Regions from separate parts of the Mus musculus genome. Here all the other regions are linked to region 1. A link is a loop called in an ENCODE intact Hi-C map of the cell type or tissue named here. Cell type or tissue: left cerebral cortex. All regions are shown on one strand.

The links. Peaks named below come from ENCODE experiments on the same cell type or tissue, not always from the same donor. Only the 100,000 strongest peaks of a DNase experiment are listed, where the experiment ranks them.
Region 2: it touches region 1 in a loop (3.0-fold over the local background); 15 of 42 quality-filtered maps call a loop at or near these places.
Region 3: it touches region 1 in a loop (8-fold over the local background); 38 of 42 quality-filtered maps call a loop at or near these places.
Region 4: it touches region 1 in a loop (2.0-fold over the local background); 5 of 42 quality-filtered maps call a loop at or near these places.
Region 5: a loop joins it to region 1, with 2.3 times the contacts of the local background. A loop is called at or near these places in 19 of 42 quality-filtered maps.
Region 6: a loop joins it to region 1, with 3 times the contacts of the local background. A loop is called at or near these places in 11 of 42 quality-filtered maps.

Annotation. Positions count from the first base shown.
Region 1 is chr13:63,044,688-63,049,687 of GRCm38, reverse strand. The region is part of intron 3 of Aopep (aminopeptidase O); the gene reads right to left. Among named protein-coding and RNA genes, the nearest start is that of Gm46422, 48 kb to the left of the region's middle. In left cerebral cortex, CTCF peaks have their summits at 2,891 (motif pointing left) and 4,022 (motif pointing left); DNase peaks (open chromatin) are centred at 2,888 and 3,389; H3K27ac peaks cover 1,289 bases.
Region 2 is chr13:63,241,903-63,246,902 of GRCm38, reverse strand. All of the region lies in intron 13 of Aopep (aminopeptidase O), which reads right to left. Among named protein-coding and RNA genes, the nearest start is that of Gm16907, 53 kb to the left of the region's middle. In left cerebral cortex, no CTCF peak of the experiment used is centred here; DNase peaks (open chromatin) are centred at 2,149, 2,326, 3,004, 4,301 and 4 more places; H3K4me3 peaks cover 3,903 bases; H3K27ac peaks cover 4,391 bases.
Region 3 is chr13:63,328,492-63,333,491 of GRCm38, reverse strand. Fancc (Fanconi anemia, complementation group C) reads left to right here. Exons shown (of 15, transcript NM_007985.3): 9 at 1,599-1,651; 10 at 2,872-2,971. Among named protein-coding and RNA genes, the nearest start is that of Mir3074-1, 30 kb to the right of the region's middle. In left cerebral cortex, CTCF peaks have their summits at 697 (motif pointing right) and 1,910; DNase peaks (open chromatin) are centred at 711, 1,900 and 3,088; H3K27ac peaks cover 2,131 bases.
Region 4 is chr13:62,941,327-62,946,326 of GRCm38, reverse strand. No RefSeq gene overlaps it. Among named protein-coding and RNA genes, the nearest start is that of Aopep, 21 kb to the left of the region's middle. In left cerebral cortex, a CTCF peak has its summit at 2,046 (motif pointing left); DNase peaks (open chromatin) are centred at 623, 4,655 and 4,899; H3K27ac peaks cover 132 bases.
Region 5 is chr13:62,917,658-62,922,657 of GRCm38, reverse strand. It overlaps Gm40981 (a long non-coding RNA gene), which reads left to right and starts at 4,823. Exons shown (of 3, transcript XR_873589.1): 1 at 4,823-5,000. In left cerebral cortex, a CTCF peak has its summit at 2,850 (motif pointing left); DNase peaks (open chromatin) are centred at 2,814, 4,750 and 4,973.
Region 6 is chr13:63,253,858-63,258,857 of GRCm38, reverse strand. The region is part of intron 13 of Aopep (aminopeptidase O); the gene reads right to left. Among named protein-coding and RNA genes, the nearest start is that of Gm16907, 41 kb to the left of the region's middle. In left cerebral cortex, a CTCF peak has its summit at 1,958; DNase peaks (open chromatin) are centred at 1,900, 4,871 and 4,977; H3K27ac peaks cover 846 bases.

The DNA.
Region 1 (5,000 bases):
TTCGAGCCAGCCTTGGACTATGGGGGAACTTCCTGTGTCCTGGGAGCTCTTGGGTTAGTATATTGTGAGTCTTGCAAACTCTACCTTCATCCAGGGAAGTACTGCATAGGCAGCAGGGCTTATATTCTGGAGACCCTGCCATTTGCAGTCAGCCTTCCTTGTAGACAGAACTGATGGAAGTTTATTTCTTTAGAGTAAACCATGGGTCAGTGCTGACTTTGAACAGGTAGAGTCCAGTTCCTGCTCCATACCTGCTAGCTGGAGCATGTTAGTGTCTCTGAATACCTTGTATGTACTAGAGGAACAATCGTAATGCCTACCTCACAGAATCATGTGAGGAATAAAGTGGATAAACAGGTACAAGTCTTGAGGCACAGTGCTGACCACAGTGTTTGTCCCTGTCATTGTCACTGGGCTGTCATCATCTAAACCACTTTGTTCTACAGCTGCCTCTCCTAGCCATCCAGGATAACTATTCTGGAGGCAGAAACAGGATGCTTGAAGGTATGGCTGCCACATGTGCCCTAAAACCATGACCTGATGAGGCCCACATTTGGAGTTTAAGGTTGAATGGCACTCAAACGCAATGAAAACAAAGTGATCCATTTAAAGGAGAGCGACAGCCCAAAGGGGGCATCCTGCATGACTTCATATAGAATGGGCCATTTGGAGACTATTTAAATGGTGTTTACTTTCAGTGAGCTGTCCTCCATGAAATAGATAGTGAATGCCTTCATTTTCTTTTTTATTCATTGCACTTGTACCCAACCCCCTCACAGGACCAGCTGTAAAACAAAGAGAACACACTGTACTTAAATTAGCCCAAAGTTTTTCCTCTGTAGAAGCCAGAAGCCCGTCATACCCCTGGATGACTTCATAGCCAGGTCTGGACTAATTAACAAGGCAGCAGAGATGGGGGCTCTGGAGACACCCAGAATTAATAGTGCTCTCGTTCTCTGACTTGAGCAGCCAAGTTTGTCCTCCCTTTCACACAGATTCTTTAACTGTGGGCTTATGAGCCCTCCTCAAACAGAGATCAGAACTTTTTTATACTGTATACCCCAATACCATTTTCTTAAATTAGAGCATATTTAGAGGCCTATTTCAATAATCTCACAAGGCTGTTGTGCCATGAGACATCTGTCTTACAAGCATGGTAGCAGCTACAATAAGACTCAAACATTTTCATCTTCAAAACAGAACTGAAAGTTTCTTTAGAGATAACTGGATTTTTGGAAGGATAACAGGACTTGAAAGGGACTAATTTTCAAGTCAAAAGAGATGATCTAAAAAGTTGGGTTTGGCTCTAGGTGCAGCTCAACTATGAGTACTCAGGCAGCACGCACAGAGCTCTGGGTGTGATGCCCACCACACTAAATACACCACAATTAGAATTCACTTCTCAAAGTAGGTACATCATAGCCTAGAAATGCTAACACCATCACCTGAGGTGCTGCTTCATTCACTGCTTGGAAAACTGTCCTCAGAACAGCTTTGGAGACTCTCTTCATAAGGAGGTAATAAGGTACAAGTGAGGAGAGGCAAAGATGACAAGGAGTCAGCCTCAGCTCGGTGGGTGACAGCCGGATACCAAGGGGATGTGAGTGTGACTTTGTATCTTACACTTGTGAAAATCTTAAATATTTGAGACGGGCATTTTTATAAAATGAAAAAATTAGAAAATCAAAGTCCTGTAGACACATTTTGGTCATATCAATTAGCAATAGTAAACTAATGTGGGTAGTCAAGTCCTGTATACCTGGTATATCACTAAAACTCCAAAGGCAGCAACCATCACACACAGCTATTTCTGCACAGGCAAGAATGCCTGATATTTAAAGAGTTAGTGGCAAAAGGTTGTTGTTAAATTGGCAGAGTCCTTGCCTTGCGTACAGGGAAATTAAATTGGTTAAATCCCATGCACGGCTTAGACAAGATATGGTGGGACACATTTGCAATGTGAGCACCTGGGAGGTAAAGGTAGGACACAAATTCAAGTTCATGATTGACTGCATAGCAAGCTTGAGGCTAGCTTGATCACCATGAGATCTTGTCTTAATTTAAAAAATAACAACAAGAATAAAAATCAATAAACAAAAACCAGTTTAAGGCCAGCCAGATACATGAGATTTTAAAAAGAAATTGTTGTTTTCTCTGAAAATTTAAAAGGGCATACAAAGTTTTCCTACTGGAAGCACTCATGTAACCTTGGAAGCTTTCTGCTGTCGGGTAGACCAACAGAGTGAAGCCCTCAGTGATGTCAGTGTGCTCTTATGTGACATATCATGTTTCTCTTCTCAGATCCAATGTAGTTCCTATCTTAAGACTATTTCTCTAGCCACAATCCCTTCTTCAGAGCTCCCTGCCCAAATTACTCCATATGGCAGTAATGCTTTGGGAAGGTCATTACAAATGCAAGCTGTATAGGAATACGTGCATTTATGAGTATATGATAACCACATTATATAAATATGAACACCACAGGAACATGTGTAAGCACTATGTACACACTGGAAGGAATGCAGGCTCCTCATTTCATTGTTCTTCCCCTCATGGTATCCTTCTCCATCCCCAGGTACTTCAGCAAACCCCAGCATTCTTTCTGTTACAACTGAGACACTGCAATTACATGACCTACTTTATGAGCTTTTGGCCCCTCTGGCAAAGCCTTGTCCACATCAGTCTTCCTCACTATTGTTCGAGGGCTGAAACTGGCATCAGGTGGGCCAATGCCCATCAGCTTTCCCTTACCAGGCCAGACAATGGCTTCACAGGCCAATGCCACCCTACACAGAGGTCTCAGGTCTCTCTCTTTGCAGGAAGTATAGCCCTGGACACAGACGACTAGGAGAGAATAACCTTCAAAGGTAAAAGAGCGCCACCTGCTGAAGCGAGAGGGGCTGTGTAGATTGTGAGCATCCCATGGTTTCAAGGCTTCCCTAAAGGAACACTGGCACCAGTCTACCAGATCTCCTAGATAGACATGACCATAATGAAGATGAGTAGCTCCCCTGAAACACAAAGGACATCAGTGGGCTGAATACCACCTTTCCAGATGGTTGGTCACAAGACAAACATTAATGCCTTGCATGCAAACATTCATGTATGTCTAATCCAAGAAAAATTTTACACCAGTGAGAATGGGCAAATAAAACATGCTGGCAGAAGCACTGTGGTCTGAGAGAGAGAGAAAAAAAAATCCTAACATACTCTGTGTATATACTAAGCAGAGCAAGGAGGCAAGCAAGCTAGTGAACAGCAAATCACAGAATGAAAGCCCTGGAAAGTGTAAGACATCATCTGAGTCCACATGAGCAATAGAAAAGCCAAACACAACCCTCACAATGTGAGGGCAGCTGTCTACTGGAAACAAGGAATACGTTCACTGTGAAGTATACTCTAAGGCACGCCCACCCCACTTCTTCATAGCATCTGCATGCAGTACCGAGGTTCTACTTCCAAAACTAGGACACTCTACCTTGCATTTCCTTTTTGTGGGCAAAGTACTTACTTGATCATAGCCACCCCTAAAGCTTTTTAATTTACTGCCTTCTCACATGGAGAGAATGTGGAGCATTCTCAACACTGCTATTTATTTTGAGCCATCAAAATAGGGTGGGGGAAGCTGGCTTTTTGTCTGGGAGAGTCTTGCTCCTTAGTCATTTTTCCTGGAATTTCCCAGTCATACGGAAGAGAATGTCAGAGAGCTGACATATTGTACAGTCCAGACAGAGAATAGCATTTTGCCCAAAGTGAAATAACGTTTATGCTCTTTACAATTGAAAAATGGGGGGGGGGGGAACCAGACAAAGATCCTAAAAAAAAATCATTAATTTGAGGAGTAGGAATATGCCAAATTAGATTTATAAAAGTAAAGCCAGGGGGCTGGAGTGACAGCTCAGAAGCTAAGAGCACACACTGCTCTTGGAGGTGCCAAGGTTGGTTGCCAGCACCCACATCCAGGGGCTCACAACTACCTAAAACCCCAGCTCCAGAGGATCTGATGCCCTCTTCTGGCCTCTGCTAGCACTACACTCAAGTAAACACAACTTAAAAATAAAATCTTGAAGAAACAAACAAAAATTACTAGAGGAAAGTGATAGCATAGTGATCTTCTTTTTAAACATGTGTGGTAGAAACCAGCAACCATGTTCATAGGGGAAGCTATGAACATGGTATTGCCTCTGTCATTAACTATGTGGTTTTAAATGCCTCTGCCAGGAGCTACTTCCATTTGATTTCATAGACCATATTCAACAGATACATTTCTGAGCCCTATTAAACACAAAGCATAGCAGGTAGAGATGGAGAGACTGGCATAGATCAATGGGTAACATTTCTGCCAAAATGGCTTCATGCTGAGGAAGGTGAGTAGGAGTTAAACAAGTTCATCTGTGGCCTTTCTGGGGAAGAAAAAAAAAAGAATAATGACTACTTAGCTAATAAAATTCTTATGATACTCATTGCCCAACAGCCCCTAACCATTAGCCTTCCTTTAAAGGACCATCAGGAGGAATGATTTCCTCATGGAACACAGACTCAGAGGGCTCTCTTCTAATTTTTGTTTCTTGCTGAATGGCTGCTACCATTTCTCTGATTAGCCCCAGATGGAGGCTGGCTCCCAACTTACTGAGAGCCTTCTCAGTAAGTCAGCTGGTGTCTGGTAAATGTGCTAATAGGGCTGATGAAGTGTCACTGTGATGGGCAGGGATGAGCTAGGCTGGGCAGGGTTGTATTGCTCATGCTTCTAGAGGTTGTATAGAGCAGAGTCAGGGACCCAGAAAGCAGGCCTACAGGGAACATCATCTCCTACCATCTACCACACACTCCTCTTGTCTGAAGTCCACAGACACAGCTGTGAATGATGCCCACACTCCATAACAACCACTCAAGTCCCATCCATGGGCTTTAGCAATATGGTTCCCTGCGTGTCTTTTGATAAACTCCAGCTCTGGGGAGAGTTCTTTCTCCTTTTCTACCTCCACTGGTCCTCGGGTTGG
Region 2 (5,000 bases), 200 kb before region 1:
AGAACGAGCTTCCAAATATGGAAAGGAAGAGCTAACACCTGAGAGCGACCTTGAAGGGCTGGAGTGTGCCAGTGTCCTGAGGTCATATGTACTCCCTAGAAGGACAGTATACACCACTGCTCCTGCTGACAATGCCCGCACGTGAATTACAGGAAAAACAGTCGGCTTGTTCCCTGTTCAGACGTATTTACTTGGAAGTAAAAGGACATTTCAAGTCACATGATAAAGGGTGAAGGAACAGAAACGGTGTCTAATTTCCTTCCTGCTCATATCACACAATCGATACGAAAGAAAGGAGGGTGTTTATAAAAAATACCCTGGAGAGCCAAATCAGACGTTTCCCCAAATCCCCCCCAAAAGACAGGACCAACTCACTAGTTCATATGAAAGTGAAACTGAGGTAGGACTTTCACAAACCTGCCTGCCTGCGGCCTGTGGGGTAAAGGGGTTCTCAGAGGAAAGCAAACCCAGGGGCCAGCATCAGGCTCAGCCTCAGGTTCTCCCACCTCTAAGCCCTCCTTCTAGAAGACACTAAAGAGACTGTCTCCAGGAAAGCCAGGGAATCTTCATGGAAAACCAGTAAAGAACAAAATAAATAGCAAGCTTAAACAAAATGATAAAAGGTTTTGTTTTGGCTTTTTTTTTTTTTTTTGGTTAATTGCAGCATCATGGAGGATTGCAAACGTAAATACCACTGTGAGCTTCATCATCTAATCAATGCCACAAATACTTGTGAGGCCACATGTGGTCTTCTCCAAGTGCGGGGCTCTCAAGGTTGAATATATATCAGATACACATTGGCTGACGTCTAGGCTGAATACACTCAAGTGTCCGCCTGCTGTAACACATAATTAATGGAAACAATGACAGGTCCTAACCCAAGGTGACACCAGTAGGTGCTACTAAAAATAACACATCTTATTAGTGCCATATGAGCACAGGCACAAAACAGCAGCTCATTAAAATGCCTAAGATGAGAGTGAGTGCCAAGGAAAGCATTCTGTCACAGGAATGAAATTAACGCTGCCTATAAAAGTAACTAAAAAGCCACAAGAATGTTCTTCTCCCACCTCCCTTTTCCACTCTTATGTTTTATATGAAAATAGCTTTCATCTTTCGATGCAGGAAAGAATTGGTGGTGGCTGGCATCAAACACACTGAAATCAACACAAGTGTAATTATCAGCATACTTTCAAGTGTTTTCAAAATACATGCTGGTTGAGATTGTCTCAATTTAGAAATGTGCGCTTTGTGCTGGTGGTTGAGGACTAAGAATTTTAGGATACTGCCCAAAGCATTATTTTTGTAGCAGTTACTTGACTAGCTAATATTGCACCAACGTACACAGAGTGTCCGATGCAGTCTGCACTGTCTTTGTGTGGGTTGTGGCGGGCTTCAGTGGGACATTCACGTCAGCTGCTGCACATAAATCACTCAGAACTGGGCTTGACACTCGGCAAGTGTCAGCTATGGGTGCATTAATGGTTCCACTCAGAGAGGCTGTGAGGAGGTGCGTGGGGACGAGCGGGTGACTGTTGTTAGGAGTAAGTGCTGAGGGCAGCCGGTCATGGTCTTAATTTTTCCTGTTAGACCAGTTTAAAGCTGGCAGGGATTTCAGAACACACAGAGATGTCAGAATCTCTTCTGGTTTTAAGTTGTAGACTCTTAAAAAGAATCAGTCTAGGGAACAGATGAAAATTTAATGGTATAACATTACACAAACCAGACTGTCTTCCTGAGGCTACAAAATATAGCAATTTTCTCTTGGTCCAGCTTAAAGAGAGCAAAAATGTCAAGATCTTGCATGATTTGATCTGACATGAGATTTGGATATAGAATGTTCAATATTGTATTTGTTAAAGATTTATTATAAATACAAGGGTAGGAAGAGGTATAGAAACAAGGCCCAGGTACACAGGATTACTTAAGCATCTAAGCAATACAGTAAACTGCATACAGACACACAGACACACACACACACAACCCTCCCCGGCTTGGTTGCTTCATAACAACTTTCATTAATTACTCTGCACCCATCACTCACATAAGTCCTTTTCCAAAGGCAAGGCCCAGGACACAAAGACACTCTCTGAGGAGGTGAAGGGCGGCTGGTAATTCATTAGAACCCATAAAGCTTTTCTATGGAAATCAAGAATCAATGAAGCTATTGTATGAGACCATAGCTCGGCAAGTGTGGACTAGTTATGGATTCTCACAAAGCAACAGTACTCTTAAAAGAGGCAAGGGCACCATGCCTAGGAAACTCCAGGGGAGCCTTGCCTCAGGTATAAGGGCAGCCACCCATACCCACCAGGTTGCTGGGTGCAGGGAGTGGCTACCAGTAACTGTGGGCACTTGGCTGCATGCTCCCAGCTCTCAAGGGTTGCTTTTACTACTGGCTTGTGCATCCAGGGCTACAAGTGATTGAAGTCTATCAGCCGCCACTGGCTGCTGTGAGTCCAGTAAAGAGTTAAGTAACTTTAAAACAAAACAAAAATCTTAAATACTGGTTTCCAGAATTACAACAGAATATAAAAGACTTATGTCACAAAAGACAAACACTGTGACAAACTATTTCAAGCCTAAATCACCTACCTTTAACATTCTGGGTGCGCTCGCGCTCGCTCGCTTTCTCTCTCTCCCTTTCTCTCTCTCTCTCTCTCTCTCTCTCTCTCTCTCTCTCTCACACACACACACACACACACACACACACACACACACACACACACACACGGCAGAAGTGTAGCAAGTGCACACTGCGTCTCAAAGGCGTAAACAGAATGTAGACCTCCCTGAATTCACAGACTTAAAAGTCACGGTGCATTCTCACCCCAACAGAGATCACCACTGCTTTTGTGGCTCCAAGTCAAGTGTGTAATAAGAAAGGTGTTGTAAAAACAGATTAAATTGCTCCAAACTTTAGCATTTTATCAGAAGGAGAAGAGACAGAGCTGACTACTTGCCGCTATGGGCCATGAACAGCTCGGGCCATGTGCCTCACTCCCCTGTTCAGTCTTTATATTTAACCTGGACACATCACTATGAGTTTAAGAAAATTGTAAGCTCCAAATTGTGACAGAAGTCAACAGTGTCGGCTCTCGGTGACACTATGACTCACAAAGGCTGGTTCACCACCCTCTGGACCTTTGCTTCAGATACACCAGACACAGAGGATGGCTTGTGAGTCACCCCAGTGGCTGGAAAGCCAGCCTATGAATACTTCTGATCTCAGCATGCACACAAAGGCTAAAATGGAAATGGCAAAGGGGGTTTTCTCTAAGTTATTAAATGTGCAGTAATCAAGAAGTCGGAGTCTTTTGAATCTTACAATAGAGAGTTTTCTTTAAACTCCAAGTGCATTGTCTTTAAAATATACCATTGCATAAGGTGCTATTGTGTTATATATTTTAGTTCTTAGAATAATGAAGTTATCTAAACTCTATTTTCATGTACATACCTTAAAATATTAATTCTTACTGTATAATAGTGATACACAATTTATGTTTAAAAGTTAATGTGTTCTTCCAAAGTCAATAATAGATCATGTAGCAAAAGCTATTACAGTTAACACGCGTGCGCGCGCGCACACACATACACACATACACACATACACACACACACATACACACACACTCTTTTCACTGTTGGAATCACAGCTCTAGCCAGCCCCACAGAGCTAGCCCAGGACTGTAGTCTGTGTGCTATGCACATTCTCGTTTTTTTGTAGCCAAATTTACTCAGACTAAATAACAAGCATTTGAAATAACAGAGAAAGGAAGAACATCAGAGTGGGTGGGAAACAATTCAGGAGCAGGAGAGAGGACACGGGCTTGAGGTAATCTGGTTACAGCCGTGGCAGAGATAGGAAGCTAGGACAACATGGAAAGGGATGTCAAGGGACATCCTGTGGAGATGTAAAAGGGAGAATGAAGAATGATGGTCCTTCAGATGGGTACATAAAGTCCTTAAAGATGGCTTCCTGATAACAGGAATGGCCAGAGAGAGACAGGACATGAGGCCAGGGCAGTTAGGAAAGCACTCCAGTCACTCACAGGGTGAGGTGGCAAAGTCACTCAGCTTGTTCCATTTGCTTCTTCACAGCTCAGACTTCACTGCACTGCTTTTCTGGCTCAAACTCTCAGCTAATATTTCAAGCTCCATCAGACTATGCCCATCATTTAGTGCCTGAGATGATTTCTTTAAGGGTAAAACAAAATGTTTCCCATAAAATGGCATTCTTTCCACACAGCTCGGATCCTGGCCTGCTGCCTGCCGTGGCTGTTTTCCTTTCTCAAGTTATCCCAACAGTTCTGTTTTTACCAGGCAGTAAGAGCCGCCTCCACCCATGGAAGGAAAACGTTGCAGTCCTAGCATAGTTAGTACCGGCCACTTAGCTGAAGTCACTCGGATCTAGTCCACAGACCATTCGGCCAGATCCACCTAGCCCAGTCCAGTTTGGTCTGATCTGGGTTGACTTCTGAGAGCCTCAAGTGGGGGACATTTGAGGAATGGAGGACATGGAGAGAGGACATCTGGTCATCAGGGGAGAGGGCAAGGACAAAGAAGACAAAGGGGCAGACAACAGCTAGGTCTAGAACATGCATGCCTGACATGAACACTCTTATTTCAGTCTTGCTAGACCAGTGAACGCAGACACATGCACAGTGGGGCACAGAAAGTACATGTGTTAACTTGCTTGTGGCCCAGCAGACATCTCAAATTTTGTTTTCCTTTTTATTTTATTTTGAGACAGATCTCTTTACACAGCCCTGGCTGTCCTGAAACTATGCAGACTAGACTAGCCTTAAACTCATGCCTTTGCCTCTTGAGTGCTGGGTATTAAGGTACAAGCCAGGCAACTTATCAGAATCAACAGTGAGCGACCTACTTCAAGGCCCCCCAGCAACAGGATCAAGTCCTAGCACCAGACTTGGCATGAACGCTCACCTCAGTAATCCCCTAGGTCCTGTGCCTTTCAGGTTGCACTCTAATGCCCTTGG
Region 3 (5,000 bases), 280 kb before region 1:
TTTTGGTAGCCACCCAGTTACTTCTTAAGTCTTCTCTTCTTTACTGTTTAGAAATCCATGTTATCAGACCACATGATTCTCAAGTCTTCAGTGGCTAGGGTAGGGTAGTTAAGCCATTTGGAATAAAAGAAAATGGTTTTCCTTACCTGCATCAAGTTCTGGTCTGATTTTCCTTCAGTGCACATTCAGCTCTGTGTCTGTGCCTGCGGGTGTGTGGCTGTGGTGGGGGTCTTCAGATTTTGTTGTTAGGAGGTGCATTCCTACATAGAACAGAATTGTTCTGGCAAACTTAGCTGAGTTGTATTTCTTTACGAGATCCAATTTGATTTTTTTTCTGTTTGGATTTTTCCATTATGAACACATAGAAACTCTTTCAGTGTTCTCTGGGCCTGTGTCCAAGTGCATGAACAACTGTTAGTATTTACAGTGAGGCTGAGAAGCAGGCAGATTAAATGACTTTTGGAGATCAAAGCCATGAAATAACCTGCCATTCTTCTGTTGTTAATTTCTTAAGTAGGTAACAAGTTTATGAGGATTTTAGGTTTGCTTCATTTGGAGAAAGATGTACGTTGACAAAGGGTTAGAGATCATGGGTTGCTTTATTTGAAAAGGAGAAAGCATTAGCGTGCAAATCATAAATGTCTTTGATGAAAAGGACAGCCTCCCATCATTTGTGTGGCAGCCTGTAATGGTCATGTATGGCCACTAGATGGCACATACTCCATGTTGCAAGTTAAGCTGCCATGGCAGAATTAACTATTAAGTGGGAAAGCCAAAGAAACACTCAACTTTCTTCAGGGTGGTTCAGAAAAGTCAGAAAAGTGATGCACAGGATCCAAGGTGGCTAGAAAAAAAATGTTTCCCAAAGCTAGTCATAGCAAACACAAAATTACTCCAGAAATTCCCTTTATTGGAGCCTGGCCTACTTATCTCTGGATGCCATTGTGAAATGTTTTATAATACAAATAGGCTTTTTAAAAAAATCTATCATAAACTCAAGTTTTAAGCTCTGACTAAAAATATAAGTAAGCAGGCTCTTCCTAGGCCTCAGGAAGCCAGTTTCTATAGACTGAAACCATTAAATCCTACTGACAGGGTATTCTAGAAAAGATTGGGGAGCTTTCACCGGGTGTCACGTGGCTGTACTTTCCATTAACTGCTAACTGTACCCAATAGTGGTGGCCACCTGATTCTTAGGTGCTCATTACCAACTATGGGACGAGGATGGTGGGGAGGTGGATGGTGAAGGTCAGCAGGTGGAGTGTGCTGCTGAGTAGGGCCTGAGTCCTGTTGTCATAAAGTGCTTCTTAACCACTCATGAAACTTATTCTTACATACAGGCTTACTATAGAAAATGTGGTATATAACAGGAATACAAAATAAGTAAATAAAGTTTGCCCACAGCCCATGCTCAGAGAGAACCACTGCTGGCATTTTATGGGTTTTTCTGGGTACCAAGTACTTTTTCTTTTCTTAACCTAATGGAATGTGTCACTTTTCTGGAGCAGCCCCAAACTTCTCGTTTGCCTAATAATCCAAAGTTGTTATTGATAGGTTCCTCTTGTATTTCTCTGTTTCATGGTCTTTTCTTTTTATAGCCTCAAGCAGCCTGCCAACCTGCCATCTTCAGAATTGTTGATGAAATGTTCAGGTAAATATACTGTCTTTGGGAACAGTTGGTCTCTGGCTGGTGTGGGAACGTAGAGGTTTGCGCTCTTGGTAGTTAGGGGTGAAAACTCAGAAGTTGCTGTGCATTGAAAAGACAGCCTCCGGAGTGTGGTGGCATTCTTTAACCTGTTTATACTCAAATGAGGTAGAGAAGTGGGATTCATTTGGGTACTGAAATATCCATGCAGCGTTTGTCCCAGCTCCAAGTAAAGATGCAGTACAGCCCTTCACCACATGAGGGCTGGCTGGGCTTTGTCACAGACCTAAAGAAAGCCAAAAGGCACAAAACTATTTTGAACAGAAAGAACTCTCTGAAAGACAGAGGAAACGCCACATTTCAGCAGAATGGTGTTTTTATTTGAAAGACTAGGTCCTAGGAACTTGTGCTTTGTTTAAAGGACCAGTAACAAGAAGTGTGTAACACACCAGTTGGCTCTGCTCCGAAGTCATGAGAGTTGGCACCTATGGATTCCTATAGATACACTAAGGTCAGAGGTGTTGGACCCAGGAGCTAGTTACGGAAGGTTGTGAGCTGCCTGATACGGATGCTGGCAATGGAATTCAAGTGGTCTGAAAAACCAGCAAGTGCTCTTAACCACTGAGCCATTTCTCCAGACCTAGAAAAGGAGTGTTTGTTTGTTTGTTTGTGGCCTTAAACTCAGAGACCCACCTGCCTCTGCCTCTGCCTCCTGAATGCTGGGATTAAAGGCAAGCGCCATCAAGCCCCAACACAGGAAAGGAATTTTTACAACCAATACCTTACCATTTGTGTTGCTCTTGAAACATACCAACTCTTAACTTAAATGGCCACAGGTATAAGAAGACATGTTATTGTTTTTGTTTCGGGATAATCAAGTTTGAGATTTCTTTCTTTAAACAAAAAGAAAAGTTAGTTGTGTAAAAGGGCACGGAAACTAAACCAAGGACATCTAATTCCACAGCCCCACTCTGGTGATTCTGACTGTGTGTGTTGGAATCTCCACTCTCCAGGCAGCTCTGTCCTCACTGGTAAAAGCAGAACACTTGTTGCTAGCACTGTCTGGTTTGTGAACACCGAAGTACCCATGGGAAGGCCATATGAGAGAGGCTGGAAGGGTGGCTGCTCCCTCCTGCCTTCACTCAGGAGCTGCAGTCTGATGAACTAATGGGCTTGCATTGTGTGTGGAGCAGCAGGGTGCTGTCACCTCCCTTTGCTTTGTTCAGGTTTGTGCTGCTGGAAACTGACGGAGCCCCAGAAGTACTAGCTGCTCTTCAGGTTTTCACATCGTGCTTGGTAGAAGCTCTGAAAAAAGAAAACAAGCAGGTACCTCACCCGGGGGATGCTGCTTAGTCACTTCAGAGTGAAGCCGGCTACTGCTGCTACAGGCATTTGGTAACGAGCTGAAAGGATCTTTATTTTTCTGGTGTTGGAGACCACCCACAGCCTCACACGTGTTAGGCGCATGCTCTGACACTGGCTACGCTCCCAGCCTTGTTTTCAGAAATGTTAGTGGAGTCTTGTTCACAAAGAAAGCTTCCAAAAGACCACTCCTGTGGAGATGAAACATTTTCACTAAAAATAACTTAGGAGTTTGTCTTTCTTCCCCATGCCCTGTTCCTAGAACCATCTGCCCACTGCTGTGCCTGAGTGTGGCTTCACATTGGCCAGCTCTCTAGGGGGAGAATTCCCCCTGGCCCTCTGTGTTTGTCCTTCTGTTTGCATTTGGCCTTGTGGCCAATAAGAGACATGGAGTCTACCCAGGATGTACTATAGGAATGGCACACTGGGCGCTCTCAGTGATCACTGTCTTTATTCCCAGCAGAGCTTCAGGAGACAGGGGGATGGGAAAAGGAAGGCATTTGAAGAATGAGTGGAGGTTAGATGCCTCCAGTAGACCAGAGGACTCTAGGTTCCCATCAGCAGAGGTTGGACAGCAACTGCAAGGGCAAAATACACAGGAGCTTCTCCTATCTACAGCTTTGGCTGCTGTAACCAATGGCCACAGGGCTAATGCTTATGTGATGCTTGCCTCCTCAGAGTAGTACTGTTCTAGACACCTTTCTTGTGGGTTGTGGCCTCATTCCCTGTGATGCTGTCTGCCATTTGACTAAGGGCAGAGCTCAGGTGCTCAACCTACTAAAATCCTACTCAGCCCAAGGCTGTAGAGGTCTCTCGGGTTTTAGCAGGGGTTTCTGCTTTCTAGGGCAACTATAAACCTGCATGGTTTATTCTTACCATCCCTCTTTCCCTGGAGAAGTTAAATAGATGGAGCATACGCAGCCTGGCATCTGGGAGGAAACCTCGGCCAATGCACTGGCTGGTACTCACTGTTGTGAGCACAGCTGTAAGCGTATGCTGTCCTCTCTCACATACTCTTGGTTCCCCAGGGAGCAAACGGCCTTCAACTAACATCATCCTTGGATTCCCAGGATGCCCAAGTTGGGACTGAGGACAGGAGGAAGCTTTTTCCTCAGCTTGACTTGAGTGTTGTTCCGGGTTTGCCCTAAGTCTCTGCTGGTCTTGGTACTGGAGTAACGGTGCCTTTAGTTTAGGATAGTGTCTGCTGACCACATGTGTCTAGGGGTGAGAGTGACACACACTGGGCCCTGGCTTGAGGCAAGATAAGGATTCAGCTGCCTTTAACTCTACACAGGGGAGCAGCCGTCTCCTGACTTTGCAAAGCCTTCACATCCACATGTAATAATTTATTTTGTCATCCTGATGCTGCCCCTGACAACCTACCTACTGAACTGTGTATGACTGGCTCACTCCCCCTGACTCAGGTGCACACTTTATGCCCGGTCATGATGCTGTCCTGCTTAGTCCATGCTGACCCTCTCTCCTTTGCTTCACTTATTGATAATAACATACATGGCAGTGAAGCCACCTTCAGACGATACTTGAGCCACTGGTGGTGCTGACTCTTGTGTGCCCCTCTTCTGCCTGCCTCAGTAAACACACGCTGAGGTTGCATTCCTGACTCCTGTTTCTCCAAAATACATTGATTAGCCACACGGGACAGCAAAAGGGTTCTGGCTGGGGTCGTGTCTGCCCTTTATGAGACACACAGAAGCACATAGGATCCCTGGGCCTAGTTTCCCTGCTCGGTTAGGCTGTGGTGAGAGGTGGCTTTGTGGCAGTCTGCTACATAAATGGAGCACAATATAACCATTTTCTGGTTCCTGGCATTTGGGCTATTTGTATATTTGCTGTCTGTTATAAACATGTTATGGTGAATATTTGTGGGATAGCAAGAGTCACCTTGTATCTGTTTATAAGGTACAGAATTCAGTCTCACCAGTCCAACCATGTTGATTGCCAAGTATGGTGCTCTCTTAACCCACTCACGTCC
Region 4 (5,000 bases), 100 kb after region 1:
AACCAGCCCCTGTTAAATGTTGTCTTTATAAGAGTTGCCTGAGTTATAGTGTCTGTTCACAATAGCAAAACTCTAAGTAAGACGCTGTTTAGAACGGAGTGGGGGGAGTGGTCAGCTGAAGACACTGATTCCAGCAGGAGCTGCAGAACCTTGCTTGCTGTTGTGTGCACAGGGACTGTAATGAAAAAGAGACATAAAACTTGGCATCATGGTGTTCCATAATCCCAGTTCTCAGGAGGTGAAGATGAGAGGACTATGAGTTTGAGTCCAGCCTAGAAATAGAGTAAAATAATAAATAATAAATAAATAATAAATAATAAACAAATGAGTTATTAAAGTACTTCTTTAAAAAGCATGAGGACCCGAGTTCAATCCTCAGCACCTATGTAAAAATCTGTGGAGGCAGAGAAAGGCGGGCCCTAGGGCTTAAGGGGCAACCTAGGGAGTATAAGGGCTTGAGGGCCAGCATAATTGACAATGTCCAGGTCCCAGTGTGATAGCCTGTCTCAGGAAACAAAGGAGATGGCACCTAGGAATGATACCCAAGGTTGGCCTCTTGCCTCCACCCACACATTCACACACACTTGTTCTCCTGTAAGGACACACCTGCACATCAACACTCAGCTGCACACCCCCTCACGCACACTCCAACGTAAAGATGGTGCTACTGAAATACAAAGATATGTTCAGACTCTTTAGGAAAAGCAATCCACGTTCTCAACATGAATGGTTCTGTGAGCTTTCAGAAAGTCAAGTTAGAATTGTTCATACTCATTTTGTGTTTCAAATACTTTAGAAACTACTCCGGAAAAACTCAAACTACCAAAACAAATACTTTAGAAGGGGGAGGTATGGGAAAGGAAGAGGAAAATCAGGTCCAAGCCCACATCCTTAATCCCGGCCTTTCAGAGACCCCCTCCCTGTCCTCCTGGCTTCCTGTGGTTCCCAGCCTTGACCCCTCTTACCTAAAGCTCATTTATCTCACTATAAACGACTCACCATTTTTCACTTCATGTCACTTTGCATCTGTATCGGGTCTTTTCAGACACTGTAATGTTATCTCGGTATAATGCACGCCAGTTGCTGCATTTCAGAATGGGATGCCATTTACTTGGGTAATGAGGGAGGGTGCTGCTTTCACTGAAAGCCGGAGGCTTTGGTCTTAGTATCAATAACACTCCTCCATCTCAGAGGAGAGCACTTAGCATAGCACACTCACAGAGCAGTTGCTGCCCGTGCACAGATAAACTCAAGCTGGGAGTGGGTGACCTGCTTTGCTTTCTTTCTGTTTCTGGTATGAACTTGTATTTTCCTTTCCAGACAAGAGGCATTAGGGTTCAGCCTGTTACCGTGAACTGCAAGCTTTCGGAGTATACAGAGGACCCTTGTAGGGTTAGAGAGTCACATTAAGCGCAGATGTACTTTATAACGGACTGACTCCAGCCCCGTTTGCCTTTTGGGGAACTTGGTATATTCCCTCCATCAAGCCTTTCTCATTGGCGGATTTCTTCCAGTCCATCCGGTTTCACACAATCCCAGAACTACATTCATTTGCTAGGGCACTGGTACACGGGCAGAGGGTCAAGTGGTCGGGCGCGTGGACCAAGTTGAGCCTCCTGTGTTGGAAGCCCGGTGGGGAACACCTGGTATCGTACCCCCTCTCATCCAGAAAGGGATCAACATAGACTAAGCCCTCACAGTTGCATCTGCGGTGTTGAACTGTAAATGACAAGGACAGTTTGTGACTCCTCCGAAGGAAGCCAAGCATCTGGAAGGCTGCTTGGACCTGCTCCTCATTTATGCCAGATAGTTTTGTAGTTAACACTGGGTTCCGGTCTGCAGCAACTGGAGCCGCACAGGGGGGGAAATACGTACTTCTATAGAGAATGACGTATGTAGCTGCTTTCTCCCCCTTTAAGTCATGTCAAAATCTGCTTTTGTGGCAACTGAAAGCTAATAGTTAAACACACACACACACACACAAAGACAGTCCACCTCCAAACTGTTCGAGTTTTCCTCATGAATTCTGAACACCTGCTGCCTTCTCCTGGCTGGTCAGTGTAAAATGAGCTTGGGACGTGCAAATAGGACTTCTGTAAAAACACTAGCATCTCCAGGAGAAAAATTCCTTTGTTGTCAAGTTCAAGAACTCTTTCTGTTTGAGAAAATGACCCTGGGTTTTATAGACAAGATGACTGATGATTCTGAAACAGAAAAGCTGGAACCTGTGCACCGTTAACAGGAAGCTGAGAAAGTGGCTGACTGGATAGTTTGCTCTTCTTTGGTCAGAGGAAAGTGCCCTAACTTTCACATAAACCTACCTTTGTAATTATTTTGGAGTTTTATTTCCACTAGTGGATATTTGTTCCTTGACCACCCAAGAGTTCTTCTCTGCTGGCAGCACTTTAAAATCCTCTCAGGAAATCTCTTTCATTCTGCAAGTTGATGTTGGGAGCTGGGGGGCAGAATTTGTCCTACCTCCTGCTCCAGAGGTAGGCTATGGTGGCCAATAAAAATCTGGATTTCCAGTCAACCTAACCAATAACCCAATGTTAGCCCTGGAGACACAAAGGGCATTTGTCAGGAAAGCATGCTTCTGCCTTCTTCCACAAGTGCAAAACCCGAGCCAAACAAAACAATATCACAAGTCATTCTTCCTCCGAAGGGGACACGTTGGGCCTGGAGTTGCTGCAGACAGGAAGGAGGAACTATGTGGTAACTGAGGATGCAGTTAAGACAGACAGCAACCAAGACCTTGGACTTCCAGCTTTCTGCATCCTTGTTTGGGCCTGCCAGATCAAGCTTTCTTTGAGGCCAGCACCTATGCAGACATTTCCATTATGTAAGCCAAGAGACTCGCTTGACTGTTTAAGCCAGGGCGAGTTGGCTTCCCTGTTGCTGATGACAAAATAGCCTTGGATAATACAAGCCCCTTGCTTCGAGCCTTTCATATCCCCCACTGTCTATAAAAACAAGTTAATGGATGTTTGTAGACTTGGTTGTAGTGCTAAGTGTCGTGGTATGTAAGTATGCCCAGTTTCACTAAGATGTATATATTAAATTTGTACAGCTTTCTTTCTGTGTCAATGATATCTCAATAAATGTTTTTTTTAATAATTAAAAAAAAAAGTTTAAAACCTTTAGCTTAGCATCCAAGACAATACAAGACTGGTACAACGCCAATCTATTCTAGCCAAACTAATCTCATTTTACTTCACAGAATCTTGTTCTTTTCTGGGTATTATCCCTCCTTCAAGGTTACTGTCCTTAAACATCACACACACACAGAGAGAGAGAGAGAGAGAGAGAGAGAGAGAGAGAGAGACTGTTTAAATATATTACATACATGTATAAAATGTTGTAATTGACCTTATTATGTATACTCGATTTTTTTAATTAATTATTCTTCTCTCATACAATACATCCCAACTCCAGCTTCCCCTCCCTCCACCCCTCCCAGTCCCCTCCCCACTTCTCCTCTCCCCCAGATCCACCCCATCCATCTCCCTCCCCCATCCCCACCCCCAGGAAAGAGCATGCCTCCCAGGGATGTCACTGAATAGAGCACGAGATACAATAAGATCTGGAACAAACCTTCACAGTAAGGCTGGGCAAGGCAACCCAGTAGGAGGAAAGGGGTCCCAAAAGCAGGCAAAAGAGTCAGAGACTCCCCGATACTCATTGTCAGGAGTTCCCAAAAGTAAAAAACAAAACAAAACAAACAAACAAACAAAACTGGATGGAGCTTGGGAACTCTTATGGAAGAATAGGAGAAAGGACTATAGCTCCTAGGGGATAGGAACTCCACAGGAAGACCAACAGAAGCAACTAACCTGGACCCTTGGGGCTCTCAGAGTCTGAACCACCAACCAAAGAACATACATGGGCAAGACCTAGGCCTCCCTGCACATATGTAGCAGCTGTGCAGCTTAGTCCTCATATGGGTCCTGAAGAACTGGAGCAGGGGCTATCCCAAAAGCTGTTGCCTGTATCTGGGATATGTTCTTCTAGCTGGGCTGCCTTGTCTGGCCTCAGTGGGAGAGGAAGTGCCTAGCCTCATAGAGAATTGAAGTGCCAGAGTGGGGGGATGTTCAGGGGGGGGCCTCCCCTGCTCAGAAGACAAGGGAGTGGAGGATGGGGGCAGAATTGTGGGAGGGGTGACTAGGAGGGGTCAGTGAGTAGGATGTAAAGCGAATAAGTAAAAAATAAATAAATAAAGACAAACAAACAAACAAAAATTAACCATCATTAATTAGTCAAATTTTGTTAGTGGACTATATCTCTTAACCCCTCAAATCCCAGTGCCCATGGAAACAGATGAAGTAAGCATATTTAATGAATACATCGTTACTTTGAAAGCACACTAGGGGTTTCTTAGTCATAAATGTATATTAAATGGTCATAAAATATAAACTGGTGATTCAAAAGCCGCCTGGACCGGGTAAGTCGGCCAAGTAGGTGTGCAGTTTGACAACCCTAGTGCCCTATATTGACGTCCATATTCTATATTGACGGCTAGGAATGATGGCTGGCCACTCAGAAGGCACCCAGATCAAACCGTCTGCAGAATGCCTGTGTGTATGGTGCTGGCAAGGCATCTTCTCCCACCCACCTTCTCCTCCCCTTCTTGAGGTCCGTTTACAAAGTGAAGAACCCCTCCCCACGCCCCCATGTTCTGCATGGCCTCCGCAGAGGTTTTTTTTTTTTTTTTAAACTCCTTAAAGCTTTACGGCACTCTGTGGTCTATTACCTTTGCATTCTTTCGTGATCTATACTGCGGTGGAAACAGGCTGTCCTTCACATTTCATAGCCCGGGTGTTTAATGACATCACTCTGTGAGACGAAGGCAAAGCCATAAGAAAAATCCAATTTGGCCCACTCTAGCCCCAGTTGCCTTAATTAGTCTCCATTTTTAATGCAATGAAAGGAATAAACCTCAAGACGGCCGGCCAGGAAAATTATAAGCTTTCAGGTACACTGGGTTACAGTCATTTTTTTTT
Region 5 (5,000 bases), 130 kb after region 1:
AAAAAAAACCACACTACATGTAATGGAACCTACTCATGAAACATTACCATGTATGTGTGATCTAGAGTTTGAGGAAAACTTTGGGCTACCTAGTGAGACCCTGTCTAAAAACAAACAAACAAACAAACACACCCACAAAGTAAAAACAAACAACAATATCTCAAACAATAACAAGAAAGCTGGGTGTGGAGGGTTATGCCTCCCAGTGTTAGGGAAGCAGAGGTAGGTGGATCTATGTGAGTATGAAGTCAACCTGATCTACATAGTGATTTCCAGGATAGTCAGTGCTACCGAATAGAGGATCCTTTTATCAAAAGTCCAAAAACAGACCAAGCAAAAATACAGTACAATGTAACAAAATCCTAAAACACTCAAAATGAAAACTATTTTTAATAAATTCCAGCTTTGCTTTGGATGAAGAGGAAAAAAAGTGGGGGAGAAAGGCAGAGGTCAGTGGGTATCATCCATGACACGCCCACCTCCCATGTCAACACATTCTGTAACTATACTGCAGTTTTCGAGTTTGGAAACTGACCTGATACAAATTAAATGCTGTAGAATCACAACTTTACCTGACCTCCTCCATGTGAGCGCGTGCGTGCGTGCATGCGTGTGAGAGAGAGAGAGAGAGAGAGAGAGAGAGAGAGAGAGAGAGAGAGAGATTTCCTCTCATGCACATATTTACATAGTCATTCCGGCCACATATAATCAAGATGCAGAACTCTTCTCTCACCCAGCCACCCTTCCATCTTCCCCATTCCATTCTCATCTCTAGAATCAACCCACTGGTCTACTCTACACCTGAGTGACATTTTTCTTAAGGTATTTTTATTTTACTCTAGGTGTACGGGTGTTTGCCTGTGCATATGTCTGTGTCCCGTGTGCATGCTGGATGCCTGTGGAGGCCAGAAGAGGTTATCAGATCCCCTGGAACTGGAGTTGCAGAGGATGTGAGCTGTCATGTAAGTGCTAGAAACTGAACCCTGGTCCTCTGTAAGAGTCACAAGCACTTTTCAATGCTAAGCCATCTCCCCTGCCTCTCAAACCTTTTTTTTTTTTTTTTTTTTTTTTTTTGGAAGATGAGCAGAATGAAAAAAATAAGAGAAACACGAAAGCATATTTGACAGGGAGAGAAAAGTTTCGATTTTGGGCAACTTTGGTTGGTTTCCTGTGTGTGTATTTATACACATACACATATACATCACTATTCTGCGTTATAAATGTATTTCTTATGGAGAGTTTCGGGGGGGGGGCAGGGGAGAATAACCCTGTGCTATGGGATTTCCTGCATCACCAGCCAAACCTTCAAAGCTGCTGCTGCCCACCAAGCCTCTGATTAATGACTCTTAGCTTTATATTTGTATGGAAATTCATCATCTGAACCCTAAGTTTTAAAAACTCATGTTCAGAACTAGGTCTAGGGTTTGGGAATAAAACAAGTGACCCCAGGTAGCTTCAAGACTGCAGGTGTTCTAGTCCTCCACACATGGCCAAGAGAAGCCAGGAGAAAAGCACGACCTCTAATAATGATAGTCCTGGAACTATTTTCTATATGTGTGACAGTTTACGTGGGAACAATTGGCAATTTCAGGAACGTTGAAAAGATTACCACAATTTAAATAAAATATTGGTTAATAAAAGGCTATGCTCCTTGGCTTATGACCTGCTAAGCACATTACAATGTGTAATATATATACATATTGAAGTTAAATATTCCTACTAAATGTGATCACATTTGGATCATCATAAAACTTGCCAGTCAAATGAACATGGAGCTAGGGTAGGGACATCTTTTTCATGCTGGTGGCAGGGTTAATGTTTTTGCAATTTTAGTGTGTGTGTGAAGGTTTAAGATATCTGGCTATGAATCAAGTCAATAGGTAAAGGTCCCCATTTGATTTTCTTTTATTTGTCGTGATTTAGAACAGCACAGGGCTTGTGAGTGGCAGGTATTTGGTGACTTTATCATAAATTTTAAGAGATTCGGGCAAGATTTCCCCCTCATGGCATCTCCTGGCACCCTGATCATTAAGGTATTGATAGAATCCTGTTCAAAAGCAGTATGTTGGGCCGCTGAAGCTAGAGAGATGGGATGAACAGATGGGGGTCTTGTCTGTCTATTATCTATTTTTCGAGACAAGGTCTTGTTGGCTAGCCTAGAACTCACCATCTAGACAGGCTGGCCTTGAAACTGCACAAATCATCTTGCTTTTGTCTCCCAGGTGCTGGATTTATAGGTGTGAGCCCTGCTTAATCTGTTTAAGGGTGGCTTAAACCATGCCTAGCTCAATCTGTTCTTGATTTGTGTCTATCCCTGGATGTATTTTCTTCGTAATCCCTTGCAATATTTGGGCACCAGTGTTACATATGCCCCACAACGTGTCGTTGATCCTTTTACCAAAAAGCAAAGGAAAAAAACCCACCTAACTCTGGTGAAGTTCTCGCTCTACAAGGCTGAGCTGTTTGGAGTACATCTTGGCTATCTGCGCAGACCTTGAATAAGCAAACTATTAGTAATAGTTTGGACCTAAAGTTATTGACTTATCAGGCCTTTCAAAGTACTGAACATTTTATTGTATGATGTCACTTGAGCAAACTTCCTACAACCAACAATACAGTCTTTTCTGAAATTACCCTCCTTTACAGCAAACTTCCCAGCTGTCTACATTCATTTTGTGAAGACAGAGGCCGTGTACATTCTGCTTGTTTTTCTTACTGCTACACACTGATGACAGATTGCCTGGAACTGGGTTCCTTACATGCAGTTTTATTCATTTTTCCAAATACCGAGTTAAGATCCTTGCTGGGTTTTTTTTGTTGTGGGAGGCCAGCTAGGTGTCTTACCCAGGAGCGCCCCCTTGTGGCTAGCACATCGGCAGCCATGTGCACAAATCGTCTGATAGCATAGCTTCTTTTTTTTTTTTTTTAATTTATTTTTTTATTAGGTATTTTCCTCGTTTACATTTTCAATGCTATCCCAAAAGTCCCCCATACCCACCCCCCCAATCCCCTACCCACCCACTCCCCTTTTTGGCCCTGGGGTTCCCCTGTACTGGGGCATATAAAGTTTGCAAGTCCAATGGGCCTCTCTTTGTAGTGATGGCCGACTAGGCCATTTTTTGATACATATGCAGCTAGAGACAAGAGCTCCGGGGTACTGGTTAGTTCATATTGTTGTTCCACCTATAGGGTTGCAGTTCCCTTTAGCTCCTTGGGTAATTTCTCTAGCTCCTCCATTGGGGGCCCTGTGATCCATCCAATAGCTGATTGTGATCATCCACTTCTGTGTTTGCTAGGCCCCGGCATAGTCTCACAAGAGACAGTTATATCTGGGTCCTTTCAGCAAAATCTTGCTAGTGTATGCAATGGTGTCAGCGTTTGGAAGCTGATTATGGGATGGATCCCTGCATATGGCAATCACTAGATGGTCCATCCTTTCGTCACAGTTCCAAATTTTGTTTCTGTAACTCCTTCCATGGGTGTTTTGTTCCCATTTCTAAGAAGGGGCAAAGTGTCCACACTTTGGTCTTCGTTCTTCTTGAATTTCATGTGTTTAGCAAATTGTATCTTATATCTTGGGTATCCTAAGTTTCTGGGCTAATATCCACTTATCAGTGAGTACATATTGTGCGAGTTCCTTTGTGATTGGGTTACCTCACTCAGGATGATGCCCTCCAGGTCCATCCATTGATAGCATAGCTTCTTAAATCAGCAGTGACAAACTGATGGTATCTCTCCCTCACTCATGTGCCTTAGCATTTCCCAAAGTGTTCTTCAAGGCTAGGCGGATGAAGGGGATGCTTTGTCTAGTCCATCTCTTTCCATCTTGCTATGACCTCAGAAGATACCTACTCTGTGTGCCATGCTACAAAGGAAACTCAACCATGTTATCTTTGCCTTGCTCTGCAAAGATGGTCCCCAGTGTGGTGACTTGCTCCATATAACCCAGGCTGGCATGTATAAGGATTCATACTTTAGACACAGGCCTTTTCACCCAAAGACCTGTTCATGCATGTGTGGTAGAAATGGCCTTCCAACATTGAAAGCCACTGTTTTTATACGATGGCCATAGAAATGTTTTATAAAGGAAATTTATTTTGTGAATACTTTAGATATAATGTGCATAAATTTCAGCTTTTTTTAAAAATAAGATCCCCACAGCAAAACAAGTTATATGTTTTGACTACAAGTGGAAGTTTGCATGATGTTGTCAGGGTTTTAGGAACATTACAGAGTACAAACCTTCCTTTTGTGCTTGTTTAAAAAAAACCTGAATTGTTCTAATAGACCCTGTGGGGCTGTATGTGTGTGTGTGAATAAGACAGGAGTTTGATAAAGTTTCCCTGAACCACGTACTAGGAACTGAGGCCTACATCTTTTTTTTTTTGTTTTGTTTCTCAGGTGGCATGAGTACTTATTTGATCTACACAGACTCACATTCTGGATTCACAGACCTTCCTAGATCATTATCTGTGTTTGGATACAGCTTTTCTGAGTATGTTATTATGCTAATTGTTTTCTTCATGACCCAACAAACCATTTCTATACATTTTACTAACTGGGAAAGTAAAAAAAAAAAAAAAAATCACTGTTTTAAACCCAGGTCTTCTAGAAGGGAGAGCCCAAGCTAGAATTAAAGTGTTGATTTTCCATTGCAGAGGGAAAAACCAAGACCCTGGAGAAGAGCCAAAACACCAGGAGGCAAGACACAGCACAAGGCCATACTGTCTGGGACATGGCAAAGAGCCACTGAGAGTAACAGCACAGCATAGGCTCAGTGACCCCTCCCCAAGGAGGAGTCCTTCAGTAAAGCCCTAACTCTATGACAGAGGTGACATTGATCTGCCTGACTTGGTCCTGTCTGTGTGTCCCTGTAAGATACACCTCTGAGGTAGCTAAGTGTTCCTTACTTCTGGGTTGTATATTCAACAAGGAACAGCTTGTGGTTTCTCAGTCTCATTTCGATTTTCTGCCACAAGCAACTAAATTACAGACCTCCT
Region 6 (5,000 bases), 210 kb before region 1:
AACTACAACCAACTCTTGGGAACATTCAACAGAATGCCTTCCTTCCACCTTGGCTGCCACCTTGTTGAGAACATGAGTACCAGGTAAAAATCACACACAATAGGTGCTGAGCCTGCATGCTGGGAGGTCTCACACGCACTACTAATTCTGCTGGACTGAGAGGGGTTTCCAGCAGTCCTTCCAGACTCTCTCCACACAGGCCTGGAGGCATACTTAACCATGACAGCCACATCAACCCTTAAGGATTCATAATGAACTGCCCTGTAACACAAGGTACATCTGGAGCCAAAACTATCTTTCTGAGCTGATCAGCTGTCTGTTCAAATATCAGTGCCTGAGAGTCAGCCCAGCAGCTACTGTCCCTCTTACAGAACTTGGCATGGAGAGCTGTGAGTCAGCTCTCTCCCTTCCTCTTAGGAGGCCTTGTGCTCTCCCTCTAGCCACTGCAGTCTAGCTAAAGCAGTCTTCTGGACAACCACGTATTCTCACAACAATGCACAGCCAGTGTTCTAGGCTCCTACTTCCACTCCACATGGTGGCGAGCCTGCCTAGGACTGAAGGGCTACTTCTCCAGCTTCCCCACGACACGCGCCACTCACTTGGGCAGAACATCTGCAGCTCATCAATGGAGCCAGCAATGTGAGTGACCTGCCACACCGAGGATACCACACAGCTTGCAGGACTTTGGACAGGCCAGTGGCGACAGCCCCGTGTTCACGGAAACACAGCAGATGCATTTCTAATAAAGAATCTATAAAAGTTCCTCAATTCCATCAATTAGGAACTACTGGTTTAATTATTGAGAGCACCACAAAACAGGGCTCCCAAGACTCATCCAAGCTGCTTCATATTAAAATGATGTGCATAGTCTGAAGCACAAGCCAGCAAACATTATGTGGGGGTCACAGAGAAACTGGGAAAAAAGAAGAATTTAAGATACAAAAATCACTTTCTCAATATAAATCAACATACTGTGTATCACACACACCTCTGTCTCCCACTCTGAACTCTGACACTTAACTACCTCGAAGTTGCTAAAGGCCCATGTGCATGACTGATGGCAGAATGAAGACACAGAGGGAACAGGGCAGCAAGAACCACATCAGTGAGCACATGTAAAACAATGTCTGTGTCCTTGGTATGTATCCAAAATAACGGAAAACTTATGTCCCTGCAAAAAGCCATGAGTCCTTCAGCAGCATTATTCATGCTGGCCTCAAGGGAAAACAACCAAACTGACTACTGGAACAGAGCTAGATAAAATGTGGTACATCCATACACTGGAATACTACTCAGGAATGAAAAGGAACAAGTTATAATCCTATATTACAACAATGGATGGGCCTAGGAATATGCCACACAATGAAAGGCAAATGGAGTAGTATGCATTCATATTTATAAATCATATAGTTAATTCTACTGTTATGAAACACCCAGAAAATACAAATCTACAAAAAGGAAGACTGCTTGTTTCCTGTGACAAGGAGAGGGGTGTGTGGCTAAAAATGACTACTAACCAGCACTGAGAATCTCTGAGGGTGATGAACACATTCTAAAACTGGATCTTAGAGATGCTTGTACAACTTGACTAATTCAATTAAAAAAAAAATCACTGAATTGTTTATAGTATGTAAATTATGCCTCAAGGCTGTCCAAAATACAGGCGTGCTTACAGAACCTACAGCTGGAGCCCTGGGCAGCTGTGGAGCGAGCATTGGGTCTGTACTGCGTGGCTTTTACTTTCCTGACTCTGGAGTGGAAAAGATGACATCAGCCCATCAGCATCAGGAGAACGCAGAAATCTGCTCTTCAATTTCCTCCTGGATAATAGAGGAGTGTGGGGGAGACATAGGCATGCAGAGGAGCAAGCAAGTCTGTTCCTTCTTCATTACAGAGTTCAAGCCAGGTCACAGCCCTATTAGACAGGAACCAGCTGGGCCCAGTCAGTACTGCGCACTGCCCAGTGGGGGCAGTGCCGGGGCCTGGACACTGCAGAGCCAACAACACCAACAATACAGGACTTTTACAAAGAGGTGGCGGCAGACAACAGTAAGGAAATGAGCCGGGCTTGTGCTGGCCTTTAATCCCAGCACTCGGGAGGCAGAGGCAAGTGGATTTCTGAGTTCGAGGTCAGTCTGGTCTACAAAGTGAGTTCAAGGACAGCCAGGGCTATACAGAGAAACCCTGTCTCAAAAACAAACCAAAAAAAAAAAAAAAAAAAACAGAAAAAAACAAAAAACAAAAAAAAAAAAAAAAAAAAAAAAAAACAGTAAGGAAATGAAAAATTGGTGACGTCCCAATGTTTAGTTCATATATCCTAAAACAAACACAAGCCTTTGACCATCCAAATCTCTAAGTTAGGCTGCACATGTTAAAATCAACATCAACTTAATAATTACCCATAATGAAAACATCAATCTGCAAACCAGAGTGTACAGTGACCTGAGACGCCCTAGCTTGCTGTCCCCTCCCATCTCTGAAAAACCTGACATTTGTCAAGCTCCAACTGAACTCCCCGCTGTAACCTGGAGAGGCCCAGCAGACAGTGTACAAACTGCTTTGCAGAGCCCTGTACTGTTGAGCACGGTATAGGGCTGACGGTTCTTAATAACGGGAGGCCAAGAGGGTATGGGAGACATGGAATAAGGATAATCTGGTGACACAGCACAACCAGGCCACCCAGACAGTCCTTGCTACCCAACGCATAGAAGGTCCCAGGCAGAAGCCCACCATCACCTGCCCACTCAGAAGGTAAGCACCTTAGGACTGCAATTCTCAGAGGAGGTTGGAAAGGGAAAGGAAATAATACAAAGTGCACACATGAAAAGATGACCAAACTGATAGAAATGGGGTGTCGGTATTTTTAGATGCAGTTAATTTGGGCAAAGATCCATTTGATGACAAACAGATTGCCATGGAAACGGTCAAACAAGCAGGAAATAGGAAACACTCTATGCATCTCCTTTCCCACTAACCCCAAGAGAGTTCCTTTTATTTTGAGGGAAAAAAGTAATAAAACTGTCCTGACTGCCAATATCCCCTTCTACTGAGAGTTACTACAGCCTTGCTGGCTGGTGGTACTGTGTGCAGAGGCCCAGAACAGGCACATGGCCCGGTCTGTGTACCCAGGAGCCAACAGGGGTACACGGACACCACTGGGAACTGCTGTAGCCATCAGTTGGGCGTCACTTCCTTTGGCCTATGAAGTCCCTAGTCCTTCCTTTTACTGACAGGAGGAAATGGGGAGAATGTTCCAGAGGCCACCACCCTTCCCCTAATGGAGTCTGCAGGGCAGTGACTGTTATCTGCCAGCAGCATTAGAATGCTCTAAGAATACTCTAAGAGGACTGTTGGACACAATGGGTGGTGTCTTCTTGTGACTCACACCCGCTCGCCCTTCTCACTCATTTCATCTTCTTTCTGGACTCTGCACGTTAACTTCAGAGAGAAGACGGGATCTGGGAGGATGAGACCACAACCTGCCAATACTGTTCCTGCTAGCTAATGCAACATTTGACATGAAAATTATCCTACATAAAAAATAATTTCTTCCCCCATAAAAAATTCAAGAATGTTCATAATCCAGAGGGCATGGGAGTTTCAATCCTTAGCAATTAGGAAGCCACAGTCAGTCCACTGGGCTTTTTCCAAGGACCCTTTTAACTACTTGAAAGTGACAGCTGATTACCAAGTAACAGTGTGGCTCACCTATAAAACCCTTCTAAAATGTATCGATCCTCAATTACATAAGCAAGGCCATTCTGAGAAGCCTTTTTAATCATGCATAGCCCATTACTCATAGCTGAGACATACACAGCCCATTTCTTTAGCATCTAAGTGGGCTTCTCTTAGTAAGTCTGAGCTTAGGGAAACATATTAACTACTCGAAGTGAATTCTTCCTGAGAACCACAGTTGGGGTGGAGAGCACATCACTTGTCTTGAAGGCTGCACTAGCTTCTCTGTGCTCAGAACAGCAGTAGGTACTACACTGTGAGCTGCTAGACCTTGCAAGCTGAGCTTACTTGAGACCTCACCCCAAAACAGTAAAACAGCTCTAGTGGCTTCCACTAAAGTCCCCTTGGAGGAGCCAGTGGAATTCCCATCAGAACCCCAGTGAATTCTGCTGTTTTCTGAAGACAGGGTTTCAGGTAGAGCAGGCTGGTCTCAAATTCCTTCTGTGGCTGAGGATGATGACCTTGAAGTTCTGATCATCCTGTCTCCACTTTCTAAGTACTGGAGTTACAGGAAAAGCATCGACCCAGGACAACTTCTAAGTGAGACTGGAAAGCGTGCTTCTTACACTACTCTGATTCATCTAGTTGGTACCTGCCAGAGCAGTGTCTGTGCAGTTACCTGCAACTTAACACTGGGGGCATTTCAGCTGGCTTGAAGACACCAAGCAAGTATTGCAAACACCCCAGTGGCCTTTACTACAGCTGCCATTCCCTACCTATCCTCAGCTCTAGGGCTCCTGTCCTCTTCATCTAAAAGACAAATGACTATAAGGCCTGAAAACTAGAAGGTCATCACTTATAGCATTAGTGCCATGGTTTGTGAGCAATGACACACGGGCAGCATTCTGAAGCTGCCGTAGGCTTGAGTGGCCAAAAGAAAAAAGTAGAATGTGAGATTTCATTCCACCTGTGTGATTCCATACCCCAGTGTTGAGGACTCTAAGGAGGGAGGAAAATGCTAGATTTCAGCTTAATTGAGCTGCTGACCACAGCATCACTCTGTTCTCAGGAAACCACACGTTCTGGGAAGAGAAACGAACAGTTCAACCACAGTTAGCATGACTAAGAAAACCAAAGTAAAATAAAGGAGTGGGAAGTACAACATCCTTTGAAAATGGGAGCTGTGACTGAACTACTGTTGAAACAGCTTCTGTCTTATTTCTGGATAATGCCCTAAGATACATTATAGCACGACCCTAAGATACATTATAGCTGGCTGTCTACAAACCAAGGAAACAGTGTACTTGCCAGTAAAGGTTTTCATA